2 separate regions of the Homo sapiens genome follow, and region 2 is linked to region 1. A link is an interaction called in ENCODE POLR2A ChIA-PET data of the cell type or tissue named here. Cell type or tissue: PC-3. All regions are shown on one strand. Links, peaks and the distances in the headings refer to the core of each region. The heading gives the core; the rest is flanking DNA. Region 1 overlaps CEP76 (centrosomal protein 76). Region 2 overlaps SPIRE1 (spire type actin nucleation factor 1).

The links. Peaks named below come from ENCODE experiments on the same cell type or tissue, not always from the same donor. Only the 100,000 strongest peaks of a DNase experiment are listed, where the experiment ranks them.
Region 2: POLR2A ChIA-PET joins it to region 1 with 14 read pairs; 5 of 35 experiments call an interaction of 5 or more read pairs at or near these places.

What each region holds. Positions count from the first base shown.
Region 1 is chr18:12,668,640-12,683,453 of GRCh38, reverse strand. It overlaps CEP76 (centrosomal protein 76), which reads left to right. Exons shown (of 12, transcript NM_024899.4): 9 at 2,626-2,792; 10 at 5,012-5,345; 11 at 8,701-8,918; 12 at 9,951-10,829. The coding sequence ends at 10,089. It also overlaps a transcript of PSMG2 not described here. Among named protein-coding and RNA genes, the nearest start is that of SPIRE1, 18 kb to the right of the region's middle. In PC-3, for the core only: no CTCF peak of the experiment used is centred there; a DNase peak (open chromatin) is centred at 11,703; H3K27ac peaks cover 355 bases.
Region 2 is chr18:12,454,415-12,469,656 of GRCh38, reverse strand. It overlaps SPIRE1 (spire type actin nucleation factor 1), which reads left to right. Exons shown (of 17, transcript NM_001128626.2): 11 at 4,699-4,789; 12 at 6,164-6,306; 13 at 15,174-15,242. Among named protein-coding and RNA genes, the nearest start is that of PRELID3A, 54 kb to the right of the region's middle. RefSeq lists a silencer at 4,331-4,489. In PC-3, for the core only: no CTCF peak of the experiment used is centred there; no DNase peak of the experiment used is centred there.

The DNA.
Region 1 (14,814 bases), core at 6,815-14,814:
CAAAATACATTTAACTATTTCCCTATTGTAGGAACTGCCAAGTTAGGCTCTTTTTTTTTTATTCAGTGGTTTTGTTGTTGTTGTTTTCTTTTGTTTTTGTTTAGGACGGGGTCTCGCTCTGTCGCCCAGGCTGGAGTGCAGTGTCACGATCTCGACTCACTGCAACCTCCGCCTCCCAGCCTCAAGCAATTCTCCTACCTCAGCCTCCTGAGTAGCTGGGACTACAGGCATGGAGCCACCATGCCTGGCTTTTTTTTTTTTTTTTTTGGTATTTTTAGTAGAGATGGGGTTTCTTGGCCAGGGTGGTCTCAAACTCCTGGCCTCAAGTGATCTGCCCGCTTCAGCCTCCCAAAGTGCTGAGATTACAGGCAAAAGCTGGCACACCTGGCCATAAAGTTAAGCTCATTTTAAATTTTTTAATGTTGCCATGAATGAACTTTCACACTGACTATCTTTGCAGATATTTTTATTTTACTTCTGAATTTTCTTTAGGACAAAATCTCAGAAATAATTGGGTCTAAAAGGTTGATTAAGCCAGGCGCAGTGGCTCATGCCTGTAATCGCAGCACTTTGGGAGGCCGAGGTGGGTGGATCACTTGAGGTCAGGAGTTCAAGACCAACCTGGCCAACATGATGAAACTCTCTCTCTACTAAAAATACAAAAATTAGCTGGGTGTGGTGGTGCACGCCTGTAGTCCTAGCTACTCAGGAGGCTGAGAATCATTGGAACCCGGGAGGAGGAGGTTGTAGTGAGCCGAGGTCATGCCACTGCATTCCAGCCTGGGTGACAGAGCGAGACTCTGTCTCAAAAAAGAAAAAAGTAAATTAAAAAATAAAAGATTGGTTATTACATTTTTGTAAAGCCACTTGAAGAACTATAAAATGCTATTTGTTTTCTTACAGTTAATTTTTTTTAAAAAACTTTAGCACCACCAAATCCAATTTTTTGGAGAAAGAAATTTCTTGGCCAGGTAAGGTGGCTCATGCCTGTAGTCCCAGCACTTTGGGAGGCTGAGGCAAGCGGATTGCTTGAGTCCAGGAATTCGAGACCAGCCAGGGCAACTTGGTGAAACCTTGTCTCTACAAAAACACAAAAAATAGCTGGGCCTGGTGATGAGTGCCTGTGGTCCCAGCTATTCAGGAGGCTGAGGCGGGGGAATCACTTGAGCTGGGGACATCAAGGCTGCAGTGAGCTGAGGACGTCAAGGCAGCATTGAGCTGAGATCATGCCACTGCACTCCAGCCTGGGTGTCAGAACTAGACCCTATCTCAAAAGAGAGGAAAAAAAAAAGAAATTTCTTCATTCGGACACTCAACTCAAATAGTTATTTTTGCTTTCGCGTGTAGTCTTCCTACACTTAAATACGAAATTGTAACCATAGTGTTTAATATCTTGGTAATTTTTTTCACAGAACACAGTATCAGATATTTTCTTTTCTTTTTTTCTTTTTTTTTTTAGAGACAGAGTCTCACTCTGTTGTCCAGGCTGGAGTGCAGTGGCACGATCTCAGCTCACTGCAATCTCTGCCTCCCAGGTTCAAGCGATTCTCCTGCCTCAGCCTCCTGAGTAGCTGGGATTACAGGCACACACCACCATACCCAGCTAATATTTTCTATTTTTTTATAGGTCTTTATAACTTTTTAAAATTGAAAGTAATATAACCAAAGAAAATCTGGAAAAAGAGTGGAAAATTATATATAACCTCCCCAGTAATAACCATTGTTGGCATTTTGTTGTTGTTCTTGCCAGTCATTTTTCTTATGTATGTATTTTCTTGAAATTATCACATATAGATACTATCAGTCATTGGTTGAGTGTTTTCCATTTATTTGCATTTCTTGCTGTATGACTTGTTTGCTTGTTTGTTCATGTACTTCAGCTATTAATCTATTAAAATATTCCAGGCTGGGCACAGGAGCTCATGCCTGTAATCCCAACACTTTGGGAGGCTGAGGCAGGAGGATCACTTGAGCCCAGGAGTTCAAGAGCAGCCTGGGTAACACAGTAAGACCCCTGTTTATACAAAAAAAATTTTAAAATTAGCTAGGTGTCATGGTGCACACCTTTAGTCCCAGCTACTTGGGAGGCTGAGATGGGGAAATCACTTAAGCCCAGGAGGTCAAGGCTGCTATGAATCATGTCACCAGCCTGGGTGACAGAGGAAGACCCTGTCTCAAAAAAAAAAAAAAAAAAAAATGTTCTACTTTTCTTTCTGTGTTGTGTGAGTTCTTTATAAACATTTTTTTTTTTTTTTGGAAACAGAGTCTTACTCTGTTGCTGAGGCTGGAATGCAGTGGCGCGATTGTAGCTCACTGCAACCTCCGCCTCCCAAGTTCACGTGATTCTCTTGCCTCGCCTCCTGAGTAGCTGGGACTAATGGTGTGTGCTACCACACCCGGCTAATTTTTGTATTTTTAGTAGAGACAGAGTTTCCTTATGTTGGCCAGGCTGGTCTTGAACTCCTGACGTCATGTGATCCACCCGCCTTGGCCTCCCAAAGTGTTGGGATTACAGGCGTGAGCCACTGTGCCCAGCCAATAAATTTTTATTATAATTTAGTATTTAAGTATGTAATGAGGAAATAATATGGAAGAATGAATACTTCATTTTAATTTATCTTCCAGGGTGACTGTGAAGATCACGCTAACCTTCTGTGCAGCCTTCTTCTTGGATATGGATTAGAAGCCTTTGTTTGTGTTGGGACCAAGGCAAAAGGAGTACCTCATGCATGGGTTATGACTTGTGGAACTGATGGGGCCATCACTTTTTGGGAGAGTTTAACAGGACACAGGTTAGTTTACTAAGTTTATAAGGATATTAAAATGAAGTTATAAGTTTTTTTTTTTTTTTTTTTTTGAGATGGAGTCTCGCTCTGTCGCCCAGGCTGGAGTGCACTGGCACAATCTCAGCTCACTGCAACCTCCACCTCCCAGGTTCAAGCCGATTCTCCTGTCTCAGCCTCCCAAGTAGCTGGGATTACAGGCATGTGCCACCGCACCTGGCTGATTTTTGTATTTTTAGTAGAGACAAGTTTTCACCATGTTAGCCAGGCTGGTCTCGAACTCCTGACCTTAGGTGATCCACCTACCTCAGCCTCCCAAAGTGCTGGGATTACAGGCGTGAGCCACTGTGTCCGGCTTAAGTTATAAGTATTTTAAATTATAAGGGTTTTTTGTCCATATTGATGGTACTTGAAGGTACGTGTTGATGATTTTAGTTAGAGCCTTTTCAGTGATTATGTAAAAAAGTACTTCAATTATGGCAGCCAAGTAAATGAACTCTAAGAAAACTTTTACCTCAAATATTCTTTACCAACATGATGTTGGTAAACAGTAAATTATGTTTACTAGTTTTGTATGATTAGCATATTTTTTTTTCAGTTTTCTCTTTTTTTTTTTTTGCAGTGTCTCATTCTGTTGCTCAGGCTGGAGTGCAGTGGCACAGTCACAGCCCACTGCAGCCTCCCCCTCCTGGGTTCTGGTGGTCCTCCTACCTCAGCCTCTTGCGTAGCTGGGACTGCAGGTGTGCACAGCCATGCCTAGCTAATTTTTTTGTAGGGATGAGCTTTTGCTGTGTTGTCTAGGCTGGTCTTGAACTCCTGGGCTCAAGCAGTCTACCTGCCACGGCCTTCCAAAGTGCTGAGATTATAGGCATGAGCCACCACACCTGGCTGGCATATGTTTTTTTCTGATGATCATACCTAAGTCTGAAAATAAGTTCAAGTTGTAAATGATGATTTCTTTTTAAAATTTGATGTGGTTACCATCTCCACGTTGGCAAATCCACTGGACACATTTTTTAAAGTACTTTAGCCTGTCATTAGATTTTGAAACAGCTGAGTACTTCTGTTGTAGGACTTCTTCCTTAGTTCAGCTAAGAGCTGAGTCCTTGTCACATGGCCACGAAAAATTAGGCTCGCAGGCAATTTGAAGGGGGAGAAAAATGGAATTTATTGAACAAAAAGGAAAAACACTGGGAAACGGACGCTCCACAAAGCCAGAGTGCCTGCTAGTGTGCTTCGTGCCTGCTAGTGTGCTTCCTGCCTGCTAGTGTGCTTCCTGCCTCGCAGATTGAATTCCAGCTTCCACTCAGGAAGAGGAGGGGCCAAGCTCCTCCCCACTGCAAATTGCTCGAACTTCTGTGGCTTCTCCCCAGTGTGCACTCCTCCCAGTGCACAGGCTGGTTGGAGTTTCTCTGGGGACCCCTTTCCACCTGGCTGTCTCACTTCTTTCTTCATGGAACATTCTCTTTCCTTAGCTTCTTTTTTATCATTGTCTTTCAATATTTATTATTCCTCTCTGGCTGTTCTTAGTTTTTCCTTCATCTTGTCTTTAAATGTGTGTGTTCTAGAGGCCCAGCCCTGGGCCCTCTTTTCATTCCCGAGTCCTCTTTCTCCCTGGTTGATAATCATGCCTAATAATGTTTTGGTTAGTTGTGCCTAAAAATGCATAACCAAATTATTTTAATTATGTTATCTGAGGCAAACTTTTTTTATTTTTATTTTTTTTTCTTGGAGATGGAGTTTCGCCCTTGTTGCTCAGGCTGGACGGCTCACTGCAGCCTCCGCCTCCCGGGTTCAAGCAATTCTCCTGGCTTAGCCTCCCGAGTAGCTGGGACTACAGGCACGTGCTCCCATGCCCAGCTAATTTTTGTATTTTTAGCAGAGACGGGGTTTCACCATGTTGGTCAGGTTAGTCTCGAACTCTTGACCTCAGGTGATCCCCCTGCCTCGGCCTCCCAAAGTGCTGGGACTACCGCATCCGGCCTTTGATCTTAACAGTATACATAGAATGTATTCTGTTGTTAACAGAGTTGGTTTCAATATTGTAAAGACGTACCATACAATTAATACAGAGTAATCAAATTGTGGAAATATAAAAAAGAAAAACAAGTATTAAACTGTAGTTCTGAGAAGTAGTTATGGCCTTAAGTGTTAGAATAATTTTCTCAGTAAGATGCTGCCTTTTTAATTTTTAAGTTCTCATATATAAAATTATTTAATTTTTTTAGGTACATCCATAAACCTACCAATCCTGATGAACCTCCAGTTGCTGAACAGCCCAAACCACTGTACCCATATCGAACAATTGGTTGTGTTTTCAACCATCAGATGTTCCTGGGAAATTGTCAACCCTCTGATGCAGTAGAAACCTGTGTATTTGATTTGAACGATGAATCCAAATGGAAACCCATGAGTGAGGAAGCAATTAAATCTGTGTGTGCTCCTGGAGCTACAACATCCCTTCCTCCCTTTCCACCTCTGTGTGCATCCACAATTGACGCGTCAGTAACAAGTAATGAAATTGAAATGCAGCTGAGGCTCCTGGTGTCAGAACACAGGAAGGTAATTCACACTGAAATAGTTGTAGTTTCATACTTCTTTTCATTTATGTATTTAACTGTTTTTTGGTGTGTGTGATAGTGCCAGTCACTATTCTAGCCCTGAACAAAACAACTACAGTCCCTACTATTATGAAGCTTATAATTTTGAAAGTCATGAGAGTTCAAGTTCTGAGACTCAAAAATCTTCAAATTAATTAATACTTATAGAATGAATTACTTCCTCCTAGAAATGAAGAATGGTGAACTTGTTCACATCCCTTAGAGTCAAGATTTTTGCTGAATACCACTATTTGGATTTTGTCTTTGTGAAATGCTTATTCACATATTTGCCCCTTAAAAAATCCTGGGTTAGGCTGGGCTTGATGGCTCATGCCTATAACCCCAGCACTTTGGGAGGCTGAGGTGGGTGGATCGCTTGAGCCCAGGAGTTCAAGACCAGCCTGGGGAATATGGTGAAACATCATCTCTATTATTTTTTAAAGAAAAAATATGTATACTGGGTTATACTTTTTTCATATTCATTTTTCTCCCCAGGTTGGTTTCTGTTTGTTTTCATGTTGTACTCAACTGGGTAGACGTCTGGCTTTAATTTGCATTTCCCTGATTACTTTTGAGATCAAACCTCTTTTTTTTTTTTTTTTTTTTTTTTTTGAGATGGAATCTCTCGCTCTGTCACCCAGGCTGGAGCGCAGTGGCGTGATCTTGGCACAGTGGCGTGATCTTGGTTCACTGCAACCTCTACCTCCCAGGTTTAAGCAATTCTCCTGCCTCAGCCTCCTGAATAACTGGGATTATAGACATGTGCTACCACGCTGCCAGTTTTTGTATTTTTTGTAGAGATAGGGTTTCACCATGTTGGCCAGGCTGATCTCGAAGTGATCTACCTGCCTCAGCCTCCCAAAGTGCTGGGATTACAGTTGTGAGCCACTGCGCCCAGCCAGATCAAGCCTCTTGTCAAATAGCATGTAGATTTCCTTTGTAAAGTGCTTTTAAGAAGACATAAAAAGTATTAGTCATAAAGGAAAAGATTAATGTATCTTAAAGACTTAAGCTCATCAAGAGAAGACATTAAGAGATTGAAGCTGTGGGGTGGGAAAAGTTGTTTGTAACACATATCACCAACAAAGGACTAGAATCCAAAATGCCTACAAAATATTTCTGATTCACCTTTTAGGGTTCCCTGTTCCACTCCTCACCTTGGGTGAGCCCTGTTTTCTGTGTTCTTTGGGGCTATCAAAGGCAAACTGATTTATCAAACATGTTCTCTGGGTTCCCAGTTACTCTTAGCTTTGGCCTCTAAATATTTCTTATTCACTTGTCAACTTATCAAAGCATTTAAACATACATTTTGGAAAACCTGGCATTTGTAATATGTTTTCAGCAAAAGTTGGTCAGGGGACCTCTGGTCCATTATATTGCTGGAAATGAATGCCCCTTATTACTTTTTCTTTCCTTCCATCACTTGTATTGGCTTTAGCTTTCTTTTCTTAGGTTCTGCTTACAAATAAAAGCAATATCTTATAAAAATTACTTTTGGCCAGGCACAGTGTCTCACGCCTGTAATCCCAGCAGTTTGGGAGGCTGAGATGGGTGGATTGCTTGAGCTCAGGAGTTCAAGACCAGCCTGGGCAACGTGGTGAGACCCTATCTCTACAAAAAGTACAAAAATTAGCCGGGTGTGGTGGTGCATGCCTGTAGTCCCAGATACTCGGAGGCTGAGGTGAAAGGAGCCGGGGAGGCAGAGGTTGCAGTGAGCCGAGATTGTGCCACTGCACTCCAGCCTGGGTGACAGAGTAAGACCCTGTCTCAAAAAAAAAAAAAAAAAAAAAAGGAATTACTGTTTACAGAAAAAGAAAACAAAGCTGTGATAGATGCCAGTGTTGATCACTATTTAAGTTAAGGTGCCTGTAAATCAGCAAAAGTTCACATTTTGCCGCAGGAAAAGCATTGTTAATCGTGGATCTTTGAGACCATTTGTGATGAGTTAAAACCTTGAATATAAAATGAGGAAATACCAAAGATCCATTATGATAATCAAAATATCTAGAATTTTGAGAATTTTTTGTATTTGTAATATTATTATTTTTAACTTCATGTGTCCAGATATCAATAGGTCTTTTGGTGTTATAAATGGAATCATGGGCTGGGCACGGTGGCTTATGCCTGTAATCCCAGCACTTTGGGAGGCCGAGGTGGGTGGATCACTTGAGGTCAGGAGTTTGAGACCAGCCTGGCCAACATGGTGAAAGCCCGTCTCTACTAAAAATACAAAAATTAGCCGGGCATGGTGGCAGGTGTCTGTAGTCCCAGCTACTCAGGAGTCTGAGGCAGGAGAATCGCTTGAACCTGGGAGGCAGAGGTTGCAGTGAGCCGAGATCGCGCCACTGCATTCCAGCCTGGGCAACAGAGTAAGACTCTGTCTCAAAAAATTTAAAAAAATAAAAAATAAATGGAATCATGTTGTTTTTAACATTCCATAGAAATATGTTTTAAGCTCCCTAAGGGCCTATAAAATGTCTTCATCTTTTTATCTCTTACAGTATATAAGTTTTATAGAGTACATGTTCAGTAAATATTTGTTTAATCACATAGAATTAATTTGTTGACTTTTCTCACCTCTGTAGTTGAGTTTATGGTAGGAAGAGTCAGTCTTTAGTAAACAGATTCATTCTTACTAAACTCTTTTTTATTTATTTTATTTATTTATTTTTTTTGAGACAGAGTCTCGCTCTGTTGCCCAGGCTGGAGTGCAGTGGCACGATCTCGGCTCACTGCAAGCTCTGCCTCCCGGATTCATACCATTCTCCTGCCTCAGCCTCCCAAGTAGCTGGGACTACATGCACCCGCCACCACGCCCAACTCATTTTTTGTATTTTTAGTAGATACAGGGTTTCACCTTGTTAGCCAGGATGGTCTCAATCTCCTGACCTCATGATCCGCCCACCTCAGCCTCCCAAACTGCTGGGATTACAGGCGTGAGCCACCGCACCCGGCCTAAACTCTTTAAAGTTAAGTAAAATATCTCAAAATATAAGAATTATACCTGTCCTCCATATTAGGACTATTTCATATAGTATTTTGTAGTAGATATTAGAGAAGTACAGGATTTGGAGACTTTGTGAACATTGTTTTGAATGTTTTTTGGTTGTTTCTCTAAAAAGTAAAATCTGATCACCTATAGTTCCTTTTATCTGATTTTTATTTCTATGTATCCCTATAATTATTATTATTAAAATATTATGATAGCTTTTAAAAATCTTTTCTTGGTATACATTAAAATAATCAACATTTTTATTTAGTTGGTTTTAAAAATATTAATGTATTTCACTTTTTCTTTTTCTCTTGATTGCTCATAGGATCTTGGCCTCACTACTGTTTGGGAAGACCAGCTCTCCTACCTTTTATCACCAGCTTTGGCTTCTTATGAATTTGAGCGTACAACAAGTATATCAGCAGGCAATGAAGAATTTCAAGATGCCATAAGAAGGGCTGTACCTGATGGTCACACATTTAAAGGGTTCCCAATACATTTTGTGTATAGAAATGCAAGACGTGCATTTGCCACATGTCTTCGGTAAGGTGTAATTTACGGAATCATTTTTTCAGTTTAGGAGTCTTACAGATCAGTCCGGCAGGGGTTTTTTTAATTTCCTTTTTTTTTTTTTTTTAACTCAAGGTCTTGCTCTGCTGCCCATGCTGGAGTACAGTGGCACAGTTATGGCTCACTGTAGCCTTGACCTCCTGGGCCCAAGTGACCCTTCCACCTCACCCTCCCAGGCAACTGGGACCACAGGCATGTGCCACCATACCTGGCTATTTTTTTTATCTTTATTTTGTAGAGATGGGGGTCTTCCTATGTTGCCCAGGCTGGTCTTGAACTCCTGGGCTCAAGCAGTCTTCCCACCTCAGCCTCCCAAATTGCTGGGATTACAGGTGTGAGCCGTTGCACCCAGCCTAATCTGGTAGTTATTTAGAAATGACATCCAAGTCATATGGGAGCTTTTACAATGACTGACCCTCCTTGCCACAGATTTTGATTCATTTGGTCTGAAATGTAGCCCTAGATAGTCTGGGATTATTTGCCCAGTGATTTTGGTGCAGTCTCAGGTATCTCTGATTTTGTTTGGACTATAAGGAAATAGTCTATAATTTGAATAGCTTGACCAAAATTACAGTGTCTTTGATAGCAGAGACAGAATTTGAAAAAATTATTTTATTTATTTATTTTTGAGATGGAGTCTCAGTCTGTCGCCCAGGCTGTAGTGCAGTGGCACATTCTTGGCTCACTGCAACCTCTGCCTCCTGGATTCAAGCGATTCTCCTGCCTCAGCCTCCCAAGTAGCTGGGATTACAGACGCCCGCCACCACACGCGGCTAATTTTTGTAATTTTTAGTAGAGGCGGGGTTTCACTATGTTGGCCAAGCTGGTCTTGAACTCCTGACCTCAGGTGATCCACCTGTCTCGGCCTCCCAAAGTGCTGGGATTACAGGCATGAGCCACCACGCCTAGCCTGAAAAAATTATTTTAAATACTGATTTACTTGCAAATAAGGAATTAAAGTGTATGGTCACTTCTTAATTGAATAATTTTTTTTTTCTTAAATAGATCTCCTTTCTGTGAAGAAATAATCTGTTGCCGTGGAGACCAAGTGCGACTGGCAGTTCGTGTCCGAGTATTTACTTACCCTGAATCTGCATGTGCTGTTTGGATCATGTTTGCTTGTAAATATCGCTCGGTATTATAGGGCCAATATTTATATAAGATTTATACCTGTGTTTAATTGGAATTTTACACATTGTACATTACTTAGCTATTTAGAGGTTTGTTATTTTAAAATCACAATCTGGCTTGAATGGCATACTTCAATTTTGTATATACTTGACTGGTAATGTTTAAAAAAAATCATGCATTCCTTTAAAAATTAAGGCTGAAAAACTTGTATAAATCTCCCTGGAATTTAGTATAAATTAAGTGTATATTCTATTTTAATAAATGCTACTTTGTTTACAGTTATCAGTAGTTTAAATATTAATATAAAATGCATTCAGTTTTCTTTACACAAACAGGTAATCAAAGAGATGTTTGTCTAAGGGTTTGAGCCCTAGACAAATCAGTATGATCATTACTTTTCACAGGTTAATGGAATTATTTTATACAGATTAGGAGAAATTAACCTCATGACAGATTTATTTATTGCATTGGTGAAAATAAATGTTAATGAATTACCACTTTTGTGGTTTATTCGTGGTCCTTGGGATATTTGAGACTGTCCAGAAATTTATGGTTGGACCTTGAAGCAAGAGTAGGAAAAAACTAATACCAGAAAAGCATAAATATTAATAACCTCATATGAAAGTACATGAATCATTTAGAAATATTTATCACTGTGATTTGTTGTAAAAATGAATTGGGTATTTTAGAAAAACTTTATTATACCTCTTTGTTATGATACTGATAAATTGTGATCTTGCAGTCGATCACTGATTTTCTGTGGTCAGAGGATTCATTATTAGCCTCTTCATGGATTCTATCTTCTGAAACCCTTTTTTCTTTCATTGTGATAAAAAAATCAGCATATATGTGACTAATCTAAATAAGAGATTGATTGTGTGAGACCACTGAAAACAAGCATATGTGAGTGATTCCATACTGATTTTTGTTTTAAAATTGAGCACGTTTTAAAAATTTTGTAAGGCTCGGCGTAGTGGTTTATGCCTGTAATCCCAGCACTTTGGGAGGCCGAGGTGGGTGGATCACTTGAGGTCAGGAGTTCGTGACCAGCCTGGGCAACATGGTGAAACCCTGTCTCTACTAAAAATACGAAAATTAGGCCGGGTGCGGTGGCTCACACCTGTAATCCCAGCTACTCAGGAGGCTGAGGCAGGAGAATCGCTTGAACCTGGGAGGCAGAGGTTGCAGTGAGGTGAGATCGCGCCACTGCACTCCAGCATGGGAGGCAGAGCGAGACTGCATCTCAGAAAAAAAAAAAAGGGCCAGGCATGGTGGCTCACACCTGTAATGCCAGCACTTTGGGAGGCTGATGTGGGTGGATCACGAGGTCAGGGGTTCAAGACCAGCCTGGCCAACACAGTGAAACCCTGTCTCTACTAAAGATACAAAAATTAGCTGGGCATGGTGGCATGTGCCTGTAGTCTAGCTACTCAGGAGACTGAGGCAGGAGAATCGCTTGAACCTGGGAGGCGGAGGTTGTGATGAGCCAAGATCATGCCACTGTACTCCAGCGTGGGCAACAGAGCAATACTCCATCTCAAAAAAAATGTTTTTTATAAGTTAATTTTAAGTAGCTAGGCATGGTGTCACACACCCATAATCCAAGCTACTCGGGAGTCTGAGGCGGAAGGATCGCTTGAGTCCACAGAGGTGGTGAGCTAAGATCGCGTCACTGCATTCCAGCCTGGGTGACAGAGCAAGACTCTGTCTCAAAAAAAAAAAAAAAAAAAAAAAAGAAAGTGTGAAACCTGATTCCTCAACTTATTTTAAAATTTTATATATTAAAAAAAGTGTTAAGTGAACAAAAGTAAACTTTAAAAAGAGTAGCAATTCAACTTTTTGCAAGAAGCTGCATAATACATGATATGAGGGGTTTGATTGCCCATTTAGCACTTCTGTGCATAGTTCTTTTCATTTTTTTTAAGTTTTTTATTTTTTCAAAGAATCTTTGTTCACTCTGATATGTGTAGTTCTTAATTTAGTTGCTTTATCCATTGGTCTTAAGAAAGTAACTCTATACCAGTTGGCTATCCAAGTTATTAATTCTTTTAATCACTTTAATTCACCCCTACAAATAAAATGATTTCGTTTTTCGAAAATTAAAATCTAAAAGTGTCTTAAAATTTACTTTTTGGGCCAGGTGTGATGGCTCACACCTATAATCCCAGCACTTTTGGAGGCTGCGGCCAGAGGATGGCCCAAGAAGTAGCTCAAGACCAGCCTGGGAGCATAGAGAGACCCCCCCCTATTTCTCTAAAAGAATAAATCTACTTTGTTTTATTTTTATGTATAATAAATATTCAATTTGTTTAAAAAGTCTGAAATATTATGATCCCTCTTCTACAATTTTCATCAAAAATGGTAATCAGATGTTTCTTGTGAGACTGACATGACTGTAGAAAATTAGCAAAATAATAATTGAAGCTTTTTTTAAAGCATAGTGGTTCACACCTATAATTCCAGTACTCTGGGAGGCTGAGGCAGGAGAATCTCTTGGGTTCAGGAGTTTAAGACCAGCCTGGGCAACATAGCAAGAACCCCTCTCTACAAAAAATGTAAAAAATTAGCAGGGCGTGATCGTGCACACCTGTGGTCCCAGCTGCTTGGGAGGCTGAGGTGGGTGAATCACTTGAGCCCAAAAGATTGTGCCACTGCACTCCAGCCTGGGTGACAGAGCAAGACCCTATCTCAAAGAAAAAAAAAACTTTTTAAAAAAGTTAAAAAAAACCACTCTTTTGCCAAAATTACAAAAAAAGCTATCAACAGAAAATTGCTTGTAATTTTCAACTTTTGAGACAAACTATGAGGTATGTACTAAGAGACAGACTATATTAAGATCAAGGCTGTATTAACATTGAGGCTGAGCTTCCCACCTTATTGTACCAGAGTAACGTGTATTTCAAATGTGCTTTTGGTGTAAACTCTGTAATAAATATGCTTTTTATGCACCAATAGAGTCTGGCATTAATATTTTTCTCTGAAGACTTAATAAGGTAATTTCAGTGCATTTACCACTAGAAGTCTGCTATTCTTTTTTCTTTTTTTTTTGAGACAGAGTCTCACTCTGTTGCCCAGGCTGGAGTGCAGTGGCACAATCTTGGCTCACTGCAACCTCCACCTCGCAGGTTCAAGCAGTTCTCCTGCCTCAGCCTCCCAAGTAGCTGGGACTACAGGCACACGCTACCACGCCCAGCTAATTTTTTTGTATTTTATTAGAGAGGGGTTTCACCTTGTTGCCCAGGCTGGTCGCGAACTCCTGAGCTCAGGCAATCCACCTGCCTTGGCCTCCCCAAGTGCCGGGATTACAGGCATGGACCATCGCACCTGGCCTATTCTTCTTACTAATAATTTTTCTTTTTCTTTTTCTTTTCTTTTTTTTTTTGAGACAGTTTGGCTCTTGTTGCCCAGGCTGGAGTGCAATGGTGCAATCTCGGCTCACCGCAACCTCCGCCTCCTGGGTTCAAGTGATTCTCCTGACTCAGCCTCCCAAGTAGCTGGGATTACAGGCATGCGCCACCACACTTGGCTAATTTTTTTTAAGTAGAGACAGGGTTTCTGCATGTTGGTCAGGAGGGTCTCAAACTCCCGACCTCAGGTGATCCACCCGCCTTGGCCTCCCAAAGTGCTGGGATTACAGGCGTGAGCCACCATGCCTCGCCAATTTTTCTTTTTAAGAATTAAATTTACCTTGTATATTTAGCTGTCATAAAAGTTGTTTTTCAATTAAAAATGTAAAGTTTAAAAAACATAATGTCTCCAAGGTGGTGTTCTTGACAATATGTATGCCAACAGTCCCCTCTATATTATATATATGTAGTTTTATATATGTCTATTTAGTTAATAGAAAAATATCAGAAACCAGAAACTTCATTTTTCATTAGTCAAGCATGAACCTATTGAATAAAAATTTGAGCACAGCCTGGTCAACATAGTGAGATGGCATCTCTGAAAAATAAAAAAAATTGGGGCCAGGCGCGGTGGCTCATGCCTGTAATCCCAGCACTTTGGAAGGCCAAGGCGGGCGGATCACCTGAGGTCAGGAGTTCGAGACCAGCCTGACCAACATAGAGAAACCCTGTCTCTAGTAAAAATACAAAATTAGCTGGGCATGGTGGCGCATGCCTGTATTCCCAGCTACTCGGGAGGCTGAGACAGGAGAATCGCTTCAATCTGGGAGGTGGAGGTTGCCGTGAGCTGAGATCACACCACTGCACTCCAGCTTGGGAAACAGTGAAACTCTGTCTCAAAAAAAAAGAGGTTGCCGTGAGCTGAGATCACACCACTGCACTCCAGCTTGGGAAACAGTGAAACTCTGTCTCAAAAAAAAAAAAAAAAAAAAAAAAAAGTGCGGGGGGTGCGGTAGCTCAAGCCTGTAATTGGGAGGCTGAGGCAGGCAGATCACCTGGATCAGGAGTTCAAGACCAGCCTGGCCAACTTGATGAAACCCCGTCTCTACTAAAAATACAAAAATTAGCCAGGCATAGTAGCCCACACCTGTAATCCCAGCTACTTGGGAGGCTGAGGCAGGGGAATCGCTTAAACCCGGGAGGCGAAGGCTGCAGTGAGCCGAGATTGCTCTCCACTACACTCCAGCCTGGGTGACAGAGCAAGACTCTGTCTCAAAAAAAAAAAAAAAAAAAAAAGGAATAAAGTGTATCTTGCTAGGTAGACAACACATAGTTGAATCTTCTTTTTTTAATCCAGTCTGAACAGTTTCAGCTTTTTGATTGGATTAAGT
Region 2 (15,242 bases), core at 3,028-11,027, 210 kb after region 1:
AAATAATATATTTATATAAATATAAATAATTACATTTATATAAATATAAATAAATATATAAATAATATATACTATATATAATATATATAATTTATATATATAAAGAGTAAGCATGAAATAAAAGCATTCAGCATTATTAGGATTTTAAAAAATCAGAATGTGGCTGGGCGTAGTGGCTTACATCTGTAAACCCAGCACTTTGGGAGGCCAAGGCGGGAGGATCACTTGAGGTCAGGAGTTTGAGACCAGGCTGGCCAACATGGCAAAACTAAAAATATATATATAAATTAGCCAGGCATGGTGGCACTTGCCAATAATCCCAGCTACTAGGGAGGCTGAGGCAGGAGAATCGCTTGAACCCAAGAGGCGGAAATTGCAGTGATCTGAGATCACACCACTGCACTCCAGCCTGGGTGAATGAGCAAGACTCAGTTTCAAAATAATAATAATAAATAAAAAGATTTTAAAAATCAAAATGTTACCTTTAAATTCACCTAAACTGAAATGTTAATTCCCCTAGAACCATATCTGCAAATTTTTAGTGTTACTTTAAAACGGAGATTCAGGAAAGACTTTCTTAGACTTTTATTTTCGAGACAGGGTTTCGCTCTGTCACTCAGGCTACAGGGCAGTGGTGTGAACACAGCTCATTGCAGCCTCGACCTCTTGGTCTCAGGGGATTCTCCTGCCTCAGCCTCCCAAGTAGCTAGGACCATAGGTGTGCACCACCACACCTGGCTATTATTTTCTTATTATTTTTTGTAGAGACAAACTCTCACCATGTTCCTTAGGCTAGTCTCAAACTCCCTGGCTTAAGCGATCCTCTGGCCTCAGCCTACCAAAGTGCTGGGAATGCAGGGGCGAGCTACCATGCCTGGCAGGAAAGACACTTAGTTTTGATTTACATTTTTGAACTGGAGAGGACTATAAAGAGTATTCCACCCAACCACATTTTCTAGATAAAAAAGATTCTGAGAAATGCTGAGTTATGCACCCAGGTTCTTCTGACTGATTAGAGTGGAACTGGCTCATTTGGGCATAGTGAAGCCTCTCGATTAAGTTGCTTTGCTTCTTCAAAGGATTTTCAGGACCATCAGACATTGAGTAGTCATTTTAAAGATCAGATGCAGTGGTGGAAAAATCCAATTTGGAGGTTTCATAGGACGTCACTGAGAATAAAGTCTGAATGAGAGAAAAGAGCCCCTTCCAGCAAAGCTTCCCTCCACTGCTCTCCATGTTTTGGAGCTCAACATGTACCTAAAAGGGACATGAAATATAAAGGAAACATGAGAGGACCACATCGCATGTACAGCTAGATGTTGCCATTCTTTGAGCTGAGTGGAAGTGTGGCCAGTGCTGGGCTGCAGTAGTGTGCTCCGGCTCCACCTCTTCAGATACAGATGATTGTGCTTCCTCATGTTTTCAGTTTTCTTTAGAATTTTAACATCTGTGGTCATAAAATCATTGATCTTTTTAATTTGCTTATAAAAGACTTCATTCTGACCTATTTGCTTATTTATAGAGCCACTTTTTCTCAGAGATAGTTTTCTTACAGAATTAAGTATGATATTTTCATTATACAGAATTTAACTCTAACTGGTTTCCACCCTGGAGTAAAGAAACGTGATCTAATTCTCCCTTAACACTAACAAAGGTAACAACGTGTAAAATTAGACTTTAAAAATATTTCTTTTTTTTTTTCCTTTTGAGATGGAGTTTCACTCTTCTTGCCCAGGCTGGAGTGCAGTGGCATGATCTCAGCTCACCGCAACCTCCACCTCCCGGGTTCAAGTGATTCTCATGCCTCAGCCTCCTGAGTAGCTGGGATTACTGGCACATGCCACCACACCCAGCTTATTTTGTATTTTTAGTAGAGACAGAGTTTCTCCATGTTGGTCAGGCTGGTCTCCAGCTCCAGACCTCGTGATCCGCCCACCTCAGCCTCCCAAAGTGCTGGGATTACAGGCGTGAACCACTGTGCCCAGCCGACTTTAAAAATATTTCTAGCGAAGGTGAGCTGAAGTACACGTGTGAGGCACAGGGATGGTTTCTGCTGTTTTAATCAGGGTAGCAGATAATTATTTGGGAAGTATTGTGTATGACTCCTCAGCAGATAATTATCTGGGAAGTACTGTATATGACTCCTTTGTTCCTTTTCTAAGAGACACTCTCTGCTTTTATTTCTTGTCTGACCTTCTGTAAACAGAAAAAGATTGTTCTAATTGCATGCTAGGTTTTTTGGAGATTACTATGACTGACCTACATCGTATCTGGGATAGAGGCTTTGCTTACAGTGCTTGATTTGGTGTTCATGATAAGTCCCAAAAGTGTGGAGGTCACTATTTAAACCTTTTTTGGGTTTTTTGGTTTTTGTTTTTTGAGACAGAGTCTTGCTCTGTCGCCCAGGCTGGAGTGCAGTGGCACGATCCTGGCTCACTGCAACCTCCACCTCCCGGGTTCAAGTGATTCTCATGCCTCAGCCTCCCAAGTAGCTGGGATTACAGGCGCCTGCCACCATCCAGCTAATTTTTATATTTTTAGTAGAGACAGGATTTCACCATGTTGGCCCGGCTGGTCTTGAGCTCCTGACCTCAAGTTATCTGCCTGCCTTGGCCTCCCAAAGTGCTGGGATTACAGGCGTGAGCCACCTTGCCCAGCCTAGCCCTTTTTTGTTTGAACTATGTCGTTTACGTGGCCTTTTTTTCCGCCCTGTTCTTTGACCAGACACTTTGTATTGTAGCTTACTTGAAACTAATGATTTCAGCAGTAGGTTTTAGGTGAGGCCAGTTTTTGGTGAACAGCGAATTCTTAAAAGTTACTTTATGCTGGGCTTAATACCTATGTGATGGGTTGATGGGTACAGCAAACCACCATGGCACACATTTACCTATGTAACAAACCCACACATCCTGCACATGTATCCCAGAACTTAAAGTAAAAATAAAACAAAAATTTTTTAAATTAAAAAAATTTAAGTCATTTTAGCTAAGAACATCAAAAAATTTTCACTATCTCACATAGTCATGAGTGAATATATTTGCCTAATTTTCTTCCTTTTGTATCTAAAAATGCCTATAGGCTGGACGTGGTGTCTCATGCCTGTAATCCCAGCACTTTGGGAGGCTGAGGCAGGCAGATCATGAGCTCAGGAGTTCAAAACCAGCCTGACCAACATGGTGAAACGCCATCTCTACACACAAAAAAATACAAAAATTAGCCGGGCGTGGTGGCACTCACCTGTAATCCCAGTTACTCAGGAGGCTGAGGCAGGAGAATTGCTTGAGCCCGGGAGGCGGAGGTCGCAGTGAGCTGAGATCATGCCACTGCACTCCAGCCTGGGCAACAGAGTGAGACTCCGTCTCAAAAATATATATATATCTATAGATACTAAGTAGAAATTACAAGTAAATGTTTATCTCGCATAGTATTTAGTAAATATTTCAGGAATAAATATTATACTTTATTTTTGTTTAGTCTAAAACAAGTTAGGATCTCTTCTCACTGGTAATAAGAATTTTAATTTTATTTGGCACGATGTAGACATTTTTCTTTTTCTTTTTCTTTTTTTTTTCTGAGACGGAGTATCACTCTGTCACCCAGGCTGGAGTGCAGTGATGCGATCTCAGCTCACTACAACCGCTGCCTCCCCGGGTCAAGCAATTCTCCTGCCTCTGCCTCCCAAGTAGCTGGGACTACAGGCGCGTGCCACCACGCCTGGCTCATTTTTATATTTTTAGTAGAGGTGAGGTTTCACCATGCTGGCCAGGCTGATCTCAAACTCCTGACCTCGTGATCTGCCCGTCTTGGCCTCCCAAAGTGCTGGGATTATAGGTGCGAGCCACCGTACCTGGCCCACAATGTAGACATTTTTCTAGACTCATATGACATTTCATGAAATGTTTATTTTTTCATCCATTCATTCAACAAACACTCATTACTTACTAAGTGATGGGTTTGGTACTGGACATACATCAGTGAGCAAGACAGACCCAGCATCTGCTCCCATGAGGCTGACAATGTATTACTTGTATAAATGTATTAAATATTTCCCTAATAATATTAACCACTGTTTTATTGTGTGCCAGGTAATGTGTTAAGCATTTTGAATGCATTACCTCATTTCATCTTTCCAATAACCCTATGGAAAAAGTGATATTAAATACCCTCTTTCACAATGATGAAACTAAGATAAGAAACATGCTCAGGCCAGGTGCAGCGGCTCACACCTGTTACCCCAGCACTTTGGGAGGATCGCTTGAGCTCAAGGCCAGCTAGGCAACATAGGAAGACCCTGTCTCTACAAAAAATTTAAAAATTAGCTGGGTGTGGAAGTGCACACCTGTGATCCTGGCTACTGGAGTCTGAGGTGGGAGGATCACTTGGGCCCAGAAGGTAGACGCTGCAGTGGGCCCAGATCACACCACTGCACTGCTACCAGAGCAACAGAGTGAGACCCTGTCTCCAAAAAACAGAAAGAAGCATGCTCAGTTTCACATCACTCTCATCAGGGCAGAGCCAAGGCACAAACCCAGACCTGTCTTGTTTGAAACCCCTTCTAGTTTGTCTTTTGCTTGCCTTGAACCTTTGACATACTTTGGTGCCTCATGTTAAAATAACTGTTTAATAATAAAATGTTATTACGTAGCACTAGAGCACAAATGTCTAAGAAGTCGATTTCTCCACCTGTACTTTGCTCAGGAAGAAACGCTGCACAAGTCGACCAGCAGCAGCAGCGTGTCTCCCTCTTTCCCTGAAGAGCCAGTCCTGGAGGCCGTGTCCACAAGGAAGAGTGAGTAGTTGTGGTGCTAAGAGCTGTAGTCGGATGTCTTACTACAAAACACACTTGACCTAGAGCAGAGATCCCAGAGCGCCCTGTGATCATCTAGGGTAGAAAGAACTAACTCAGGCATTTCACTGATCGGGAGATGAAATACTTATTTTCCAAGAGTGGCATCATACCAGGCCTCGGGGTCTTATGACAGAGCAGGCACATGTGTGTTTACGAACAATAGTCATGGGAAATATTATAAATCAGTTGTGTGTGTAGCGTTCTGTTTTGTTTTGTTTTAGATAGATTACCTCCTTGGCTAAATTTAAACCAGAAGCCCAACACAACCATATTTATTATCATTCCACCTACCACCCACACACACCCATCTCCAAAAACCTGTGTAGATAGTGAAAACACCTTTATAACTCTTTAGGAGATAGATTCTGAACACAGATATCTAAAGTTAAGGGATTTCTAAAGGCTTTTAATAATCCTTTTCATTTATAAGAACATTATGAAGTATTAAAAATTATATATTGGCTTGATTTCTCATACACAAAAATTCTTTAAGTAGTTTTATTATTTACACAGATTATATCAAAAACAGTAGGTACTGACTATCCACAATTGGATATTATAGGGACCCAATTGAATCACATAATGGATTTCTGTATCTTTTCTTGACTGTGGAAATTATATCTGTGTTTTCCTTTAGTGGTTTCTCATGGTGGGACAGTCTAAATAGATGGATCATATGTAACTTTGTGTTGACTCTCACTTTCCACACCCACTACATTGAAGCAGCTCTACTCTGTAGATAGAGTAGGAGGAAGCACTAAATAAAACTCTGGCACCATAATTTATTTCTAATGTTCTCCTTTTGTTTTCAAAATGGGAATCCAGAACCGTTCAGACACTAAAGCAGTCTCCTTTTAAACAGTCTTAAAATATTACTAGGCAGAGAAGGACAATGGTACAATATTAACATCAAAGCTGAAGCTTACTTTTTGCAGTTTAAATACAGTTTAATTTAAACCTAAGGACAAAATGTCTTGGTAAACATGTAGAAAGAAGGATTTTCCTTATTTTATCTTTAAAAAGGAGAATGTAAAAAGAGGGTACATTGAGAATTTTGGTATGATTTGGGAATCTTTCTGGCTACACCTAACATTTTTCCTTTTTTCTTGCTATTTCTGTAGCAAGTTTACTTTGCAAAGATTCTTCTGTAACAGCCCTCAGAGTCTACTCCTAAGGATTACCATTACCATCTTAAAATATCTCTCCAATGAAATAAATAATTCATCTTTGAATTACAGTGTTTGTCACAAATGTCAAAAGGTTTTGTGTTAGAAAATTCACAGTAAGTTTTATTTCATTTGGTTCAATCTTTAGAGCCTCCAAAATTCCTGCCCATATCATCAACACCCCAGCCAGAGAGACGGCAGCCACCCCAGAGACGACATTCCATTGAAAAGGAAACGCCTACTAACGTGAGGCAGTTCCTGCCGCCTTCCAGGCAGAGTTCCCGCTCTCTTGTAAGTACAGGAAAGACTTTGTAGTAACTTAGGGACCAGCTAGAAGACATAGAATCATTAGCTTTCTTATGAAGATGATAAGGAGAAAAAAACTTGCAAAAGTTAGAATGAATTTTGAATAACTTACTTAATAGCTAAAGAAAACAAACAGCCAGGCGTGGTGGCTCGTGCCTATAATCCTAACACTTTGGGAGGCCAAGGTGGGAGGATTACTTGACTCCAGGAGTTCAAGACCAGCCTGAGCAACATTGTGAGATCCCGTCTCTGCAAAAAAAAATAATAATAATTAGCCAGGTGTGGTAGTGCACACCTGTGGCCCCAGCTGCTTAAGAGGATGAGGTGTGAGAGGATCATTTGTGCCCAGGAGGTTAAGGCTGCAGTGAGCTATGACTACACCATTGCACTCTAGCCTGGGCAGCAGAGTGACACCTTCTCCAAACTCTATCCATAACCTAAACGAAACTTGACCAGTGTTTGTTCATTTTGAGCTCTTTTTTTTTTTCAAGAAAATTTATCAGTGGTTGAAAGTATGGATTATTATTAAAGAAATGCTTTCTTTCTTTCAAAGGCTATTAATCCATTTAAAAATTGTTAAAAATTGACCAAAAAAACTCTTAGCAAAATGACTACAGTAGGTGATCTTATTGAGGCAGAAGTACAAGCGAGGGAGAATTTTGATCCATTAATAACTACTGTACATTGTTTTCTAGTATGTTTTGTGATATTTGGGGCCAGTGGTGTTATTTTGGTTGAACTGGTTTATAGTTTTTGCTGTTTTCCAGAGACTTGCAGGTTCTTATAGTGGGTGCTCATTTCTCAGGACAGTGGGCAGCACACAAGGGTTTGCCAGGAGGAATTAGTAGATCTCCCAGCCAACAGAGGTCTCCAAAGACTCTTTTGTAGCGCCACTTGGCTTCTGAAATATTTGTAGGCAAGATGCACAGCTGTAATTAATATTCTACCCACAGTCAAATATCTAATGTGTTTTCAAATATTCATGAATAAAAAATAATAGAATATATTGAATACTAAGTCCATTTTTTAAGGCTGTGATGAATTATTAGAGTTTCAATTAAAGTAATAACAGATGGGAGATAATGCGATTATTGTGAAGACAGGGATTTTGAACAGAGCTTAGAATGTTAATATTTGGTCATTCATCTCTATGCCAAAACAGTGCAATTAAAGAACTAATGATTTTATGGCGATTCCTGATAGGATTCTTCTAGCTCCAGAATAATCACCAAAACACAGCTATTCGATTAAATATAGCCTTGTCAGTGACTTACCAACAAGAAAACAGAACTCTGACCAGACAGATTCAAACGTAAAAATCTAAAAATTTGTTTTCATGTGAATAAGTTATTGCTTTTACCAAAATATACAGCTATTATCACAACTTTAAAATATGTAAGAGGGTCCAGGCACAGTGGCTCACACCTGTAATCCCAGCACTTTGGGAGGCCAAAGGAGGAGAATCGCCTGAGGCCAGAAGTTTGAGACCAGCCTGGGCAACTTAAGAAACCCCTGTCTGTACAAAATTTTTAATTAAAAACTTAGTTAGATGTGGTGGCGCATGCCCGTAATCCCAGCTACTCAGGATGCTGCAGAGGGAAGATCCCTTGAGCCTAGGAGTTTGATGCCACAGTGAACTAAGAATGTGCCACTCCACCCCAGCGTAGATGACACAGCAAGACCCTGTCTCTAAAAATATATATACACACATATGTGTATGTGTGTGTATATGTGTGTGTATGTATGTATATACATATGTATGTACATACATATACACGCATGTATGTATATACATATGTACGTACATACCACACATATGTATGTACGTACATATGTACGTGCATACACACATATGTATGTACGTACATATGTACATACATACACACATGTATGTATATACATACATACACACACACACACATACATGTGTATAGGTAAGAGGGAACTTGTGGTTTTTTTCATAAGTCTAATCATTAGGGTATTCTCTTCTTCACTCAGCTTTTCCTAGAAGCCAGTCTATCATTCAGCTTGTAACTGGCCTTTATGTGATCATACAATGTCATTATTGAGGTTAGACTTAAAGTTTAAAATTAGCAATGTAAAGGAACTATCAGCTTAGCTACAAGGTAGTTTCAGCTTATAATAGAAGTTATGCTGAGACCTTCAGCTGACCCCAAGGGCCCATGACTGTGTCTGTTTCCTGTTAAAGCAGAGCTCTTAGTGTTGCGAGGTCAGGCCGTGCACTGTTTTTTTGTGGAGCAGGAAGGAGAGCAAGATAAACTAACTTGCAATCACTGAGGAAGGTCTCAGTGAGCAGGCAGTGGGAGAGCCGCTCTGCTCAGCACTGAACAGTGGTCAGATTGAGGGCAGGGAGCAGAGTCCACGCAGGCCTCCAAGCACCAGCAGAGACGAAATGATCTTCCTTGCTAATAGCTTATCTTGGGAAATCCATAAAATCATACCTTGTAGTAATGCCCTATAGCTTGGTAAGTATTGTTTTTATAAGTGTAATTAATTTTTAAATGTAGCTGCATTTTAGAAAACAAAGAATCATTTTGTATTTGTAACTCCTCAACTGAAAATGGCAGGAATGTTTTTATTGTTGATAATTTTTTTTTTTTTTGAGATGGAGTTCCGCTCTTGTTGCGCAGGCTGGAGTGCAATGGCTCAATCTCGATTCACCACAACCTCCGCCTCCCGGATTGAAGCGATTCTCCTGCCTCAGCCTCCCAAGTAGTTGGGATTATAGGCATGTGCCACCACACCCGGCTAATTTTGTATACTTAGGAGAGACGGGGTTTCTCCATGTTGGTCAGGCTGGTCTCGAACTCCTGACCTCAGGTGATCTGCCCGCCTCGGCCTCCCAAAGTGCTGAGATTACAGGCGTGAGCCACTGTGCCCGGCTGATAATTTTTATTTTTGTTGTATCTCCCTCCCTTTTCTTGTGATGTTTAAAATGTCATTTTTTTTCATCATTTGGTCAAATAACCGAGGGCAAATGCCCATCCAGTCTAAAGGCACCTCGTGTTGGCAGTACCTTCCTGGGGCAGGTGCAAGTGGCTGCCTGGCACATGTCCCCATGCTTTCTCAGGCACAGTAACGAGTTGCCTCTATCCTTCATCACAACAAGCCCCACTGAGGAAACTCAGAGTGTTTGCAGGACCCTAAATTAGAAAAATCCTTGCTGTGTGAACGCTGAGATTCTCCAGGAAGGACTTCGTGGTTTCATCACTGATTTATACGTGTGGATGCAGATGTTCGCACGGACTGTACCAGCCTCATGGTGTTTTTTGTTTTGTTTTCCTTTTGTGATCTGTAATCACTATGTGTAGGTCACTTGTGTTCAGCATTATTTTCTCCTTTTCTTTTCCCCCTGCCATTTTCTTTTTCCCTTATCTGTTGTTCAGGTTCCTAGGATAACCAGTGTATGGCCAAGGACGCCTTTTCGACCACTTTTTTCTACCATACAAACAGCTTCTCTGCTCAGCTCTCATCCTTTTGAAGCAGCCATGTTTGGGGTAGCAGGGGCTATGTATTATCTGTGTGAGAGAGCTTTTACCAGCAGGTGGAAATCCTCAAAGGTTGGCCTCTTTCTGCTGGGTCTGGGATTATTTCATTCTCTGTATCTCTGACGGTGACACCTCAACTGTTGCGTTCTCTGAGAATTAACCGCTTAGATAGCACTTTGCTTCCAATCATTGATTCCACCCTTGTGCAGGATGCACCGATCATGCCGTGGTCTCAGTTGAGGGAAATAACTGGGAAAGGACAACAAACTCAAAATGCAGCATCTGATGAAGGGGACCTGTGGGTGTTTGTCTCCTCGGGTGACCTAATTGTATAGCAGAGTCAGTGCTGCCACCTTTCTCCATGTGCAGCAGGCACTCTGAGCCCGTGGGGTGCATTCCTCCTAGGGCCTCCCCCCACCATCAGAAGAGTATTTGCTCACTCATTCCGTGAGCAGAGCATCCTCCTGCCAGGCCAGGTAGCCATGGTGGACTCCGCCCACCCACAGACACCTGCACAACCAGGGCATGGGCTCAGGAAACCTGTGTGCTCCCATCACCTGTCATGAAGCTGTGTTATGACAACCAGGGTGTGTACGTCACTTCTCTGCAAAGAGAAATTTCAAGTTTCCTTTTTAATGATGTGGCTATTTTAAATAATTCTGCATTATATTACTGTTTTTTGAGGTTTTTTTACACAGAATAATATATCATTATTTGAACCTTCACAATTCTACGTGAAATAAAAAGCTCTACGACCATATTGAAGCCTCTTCTGCCACCACGTAGCAGGTGCTCAGAGCAGCCTTTGTGCTACAGTAGGCAGGGCCTGGCTCTCTAAAGCCTTGGATTTACTAACCTTGTCCTTGACAGATGACCCCGCAGCTGGTTTCTTTGTTACTCTTTCTTAGTCATCTTGATATGGAAAGGAGACTCAATGTAAATAAGACACAAAACATTCCTTTCTCTGATCTTTGTCATGAAATGCAGGAAAAACCTCTGTCCTTTTTCCCGTTTTAGATGTGCTCTTGGGCAGCACGTGGTCAGGTGCCACGGTGGCTTTTTAACTCCTGTCACTCCTGCCTCTACTGAAGACCTGCTGGCATTTGATTATCAATTCTCCCCAAACAGAGATATCTGAACACTAAGGCCATATACCACTTTAGGCAAAGAAAGGATTCACTTTGAGTTTTGTTTGTTTGTTTTTGTTTTTTTTGAGATGGAGTCTCTCTCTGTCACTCAGGCTGGAGTGCAGTGACGCGATATCGGCTCACTGCAAGCTCCGCCTCCTGGGTTCACGCCATTCTCCTGCCTTAGCCTCCCGAGTAGCTGGGACTCCAGGCATCTGCCACCACGCCCGGCTAATTTTTTTTTGTATTTTTAGTAGAGACGGGGTTTCACCATGTTAGCCAGGATGGTCTCCATCTCCTGACCTCGTGATCCGCCCACCTCGGCCTCCCAAAGTGCTGGGATTACAGGCGTGAGCCACTGCGCCTGGCCTTCACTTTGAGTTTTGTAGTTGATTAAGAAGAGTAAACTTAATAGTTGCTGTTTTTATTTAAATTTGCCTCTCTTTGGTTTATTAAAAACTCAAAAAGCAATGGTTATTTTGGGTAATTTTCAAATACTGGTTAATTTATGAAGTTTTTACTAATCATGAACACTGTATAAAAGATGACTGTTCCCAGCCAGGCACAGTGGCTCACGCCTGTAATCCCAGCACTTTGGGAGGCCGAGGCGGGTGGATCATGAGGTCAGGAGATCGAGACCATCCTGGCTAACACAGTGAAACCCCGTCTCTACTAAAAATACAAAAAATTAGCTGGGCTCAGTGGCGGGCGCCTGTCGTCCCAGCTACTCAGGAGGCTGAGGCAGGAGAATGGCGTGAACCCTGGAGGTGGAGCTTGCAGTGAGCTGAGATCGCACCACTGCACTCCAGCCTGGGCGAAAGAGCGAGACTCCATCTCAAAAAAAAAAAAAAAAGAAAAAAGAAAAGAAAGGTGACTATTCCCATTTCTCTCTGTGGCACAATAACCAAAATTTTACATTATGCTGTCTAATCTCCGTGCTGCCTAACTGACCCCTCTTGAATGGTAAAATATAGCCAGAATAATCATCAAAAAAAAAAAACTCAACAATTTTAGTGACATGCATAGAAGTAAGTTTAAAGTCTTATAGCACATTGTTGTCTTCATTAAAGCGCTCTAAGATTTAGCTTCCCTTTCCTGAATCTGGGAGTCCCATTGACACATGAGCAAGCAAGGGAACTAGAGGTGCGCTAGTGTGGTTCTTTACCCGGCCACATCTGGCCACTCAAACGGGCCGAACACATGCAGTGGGAGCCCCAGGCAGTGCCGTGGTGGGGAAGGGCTCCCGCTCTAGCTGGGGCCTTGAGTGCCCTCCACATTCCAGAGTGCTAATAGCTCTGCGAGATCTGTGGAAGTTTAATTTGGCTTTGGAGATGTCGAATTAATATTTTTGTAAACTGAAAAAAATAATTAAAACTATTTTAGTAACTATTTATCATTTTCTTTTATGTTGCATTAAAGTTTTGTTGTCCTTGGGAAGTCTCCAAAATTAAAACATTAGCATTTGACTGGATGGAAATTATTTCACTAAAGGGTAATCTGCTTGAAAATTTTTAAAAAAGAACAAGAAAGCAAACAAAAATCTACTATTTTTAAATTATATCTCATGATGGCCAGGCGCGGTTGCTCATGCCTGTGATCCCAGCACTTTGAGAGGCTGAGGCTGGCAGATCACTTGAGGACAGGAGTTCGAGACCAGCCTGGCCAACATGGCGAACCCCCATCTCTACACAAAAATTAGCTAGGTGTGGTGGTGCACACCTGTAATCCCAGCTACTCAGGGGGCTGAGGCACAAGAATCACTTGAACCCGGGAGGCAGATGTTGCGGTGAGCCAAGATCATGCCACTGTGCTCCAGCCTGGGTGACAGAGCGAGACCTTGTCTCAAAACGAAAGAAAAATGATTATATCCCATGAAGTACTGGATTTTCATGTGGGTCAAAGCAGTGAGTTGAAAATATGCTTTACTAAGCCCATTTGTGACTCAAGACTGAAGACAGGGAGGTGCAAGCTGCCAGGTCTGTTGTGCCATGCTAGCGTATCCCTACAAATGAAAAAAATCACCATCTGCCTGAAGGGTTTACAGCCCAGTTATCCACATCATAAAGTCAGTTAAGTTGGTACCATCTGCTGTCTTGCTAGCACAAACAATAACAAATCTGGCTATCTGGTTATTTGCTACGTAATAAATCTAGTAGTGTTTCCCTGGTTATGTGCTAGATTCCCACATTATTTTGTTGCAGCATAGCCATTTTGTCATATCGTTAGCCATCAGAAGGCATACCCTACTTATACTCATCACTGATGAATAAAAATAAGAGCAAAACTTCTGAAATACATTAAAAGCTGAGAAATGCCATCATTCGGATGTATTCAGCCAACACTACTTACTTAGTGCACAGTTTTAATGGCCTAACCCTCAAAAAGGCCGTTTATTGTTCCCACCTAACACTACTCTTTTTCTGAGGATGGAGCAAAACAGAGTAGGTATCAGGCACGCTGATTTAATTCTGTCATCTCTGAAAGTAGTTCCTGTTGAAAGAGAAAACTGTGATCGTTAATTTTTTAAATGCGTATTTTAGGCATTTTAGAGCAAATGATATAATCTTTCTGAGTAAACTCATCCCCCTGTCCTCTTATACTAATAAGCTTCTCATGTTAAAAATTCAAATGCAGGATTTTTCCCAAAGCATTTTTAAGCAAATGTAATCTTCCTTAAGTTAGCTTGAACAGAGATGGTTTTGCATTGATTTTTAGTAAGAAGCAGTAGTTCTTCAGACTACTTTTTTAAGTAAAATGCTAATGTTTGACAAGTTTGCAACCTAGATTGATTTTTGTTTTTCTCTGATTGAAAGACAGAACTGATTGTTAAAACTCCATAAACTGACTGCATTCATAGTCATGTGCTTTCTCACTGGCGTGTTGGATTCCTGAGTGCCTGTGAGCGATGCTGTTGTGTGTGTGTGGGAGTGAATTATAATGTGTTTGTGCTGAGAACATTCAGTTTCAGTGTCACTGCACCACAATGGCCCCTTGCAGCCTGGCAGGGTCCGAATGCACAAGACTGTTCTGTCTTTCTCTGAGATCCACCAATCAAGTGCGGGGCCGGATGGGGAGCGGATGGGTGTGAGGCTCTTATTCAATGAGATCAGTTACATCAACATCTTCCGCAGCTGCTTGTAGGGAAACCATTAACACAAGACAGCCAACATAAATATTTATTATGAAATCTTTTACATTTCTCTAGTCTTTCCATTGCTGACTATACATTTAGCATTTGTTGAAAGTAACAACAAATCTAGAGAACTGTGGGGCAGCCTGGAGAGACTGCCTTTTGGATATAAATGCTCCAGTAGTTTCATGTTCCAGTTCCACTCGTACCATTAGGATTTGTAAAGGTGTGCTGATGTAACTGATCACTAAATAATGCTTGTCAGTAAAAATTACTAACCATCTTCTTTTGGCTATTCTGGGTACCACAAATGAGTTTTAAAAACAGGGCCAGGCCAGGCATGGTGGCTCACGCCTGTAATCCCAGCACTTTGGGAGGCCGAAGTGGGCAGATCACTTGAGCCCAGGAGTTCAAGACCAGCCTGGGCAACATGGTGAAACCCCATCTCTGCAAAAAATACAAAAAAATTAGCTGGGCATGGTGGCATGCACCTGTAGTCCCAGCTACTTGGGAGGCTGAGGTGGGAGGATCACTTGAGCCCAGGAAGTCAAGGCTGCAGTGACCCATGATCGCATCACTGCCCTCCAGCCTGGGTGACAGAATGAGACCCTGTTGTGGAAAAAAAAAAAAAGGACCACTGTAGATTTGCTTTTTATCTATTGGTATATAATGTACAACACAACACTAAGTAATGTCTTTTTCATAGGTGTAGAAGACAACTGACACAAAATTGGTTTAGAATAAAATTTTTTTCAAGATTTCAAGCCCTGCTTGAAATATTTCAATATAGCCCTGCTTAACGGAATAGAGTTACTTGAGTCAAAATACCTGAGCAAACGTGAGGAACTTTCATTTATTGGAAATTTCAGTAGATCACTTGGTCCCCACATGTTTTCTGCCATCTTTAGTCTTAGTGTAATTGGAAATGATGTGGTCCCCAGAGGGAGCCAGCTCTGCCCCAGTGGTCATTGGGAAACCTGTTCTCTTCTCTGAAGCTACTAATCAGGGGTCTGATCTGAAGGGAAATTTTGCACTTCCAGAACAGGGGGTAGGAATCTCTTATTCACGTGACATTTTGAATTTCAGGAGGAATTCTGCTACCCAGTGGAATGCCTCGCTCTTACTGTGGAAGAAGTGATGCATATTCGCCAGGTC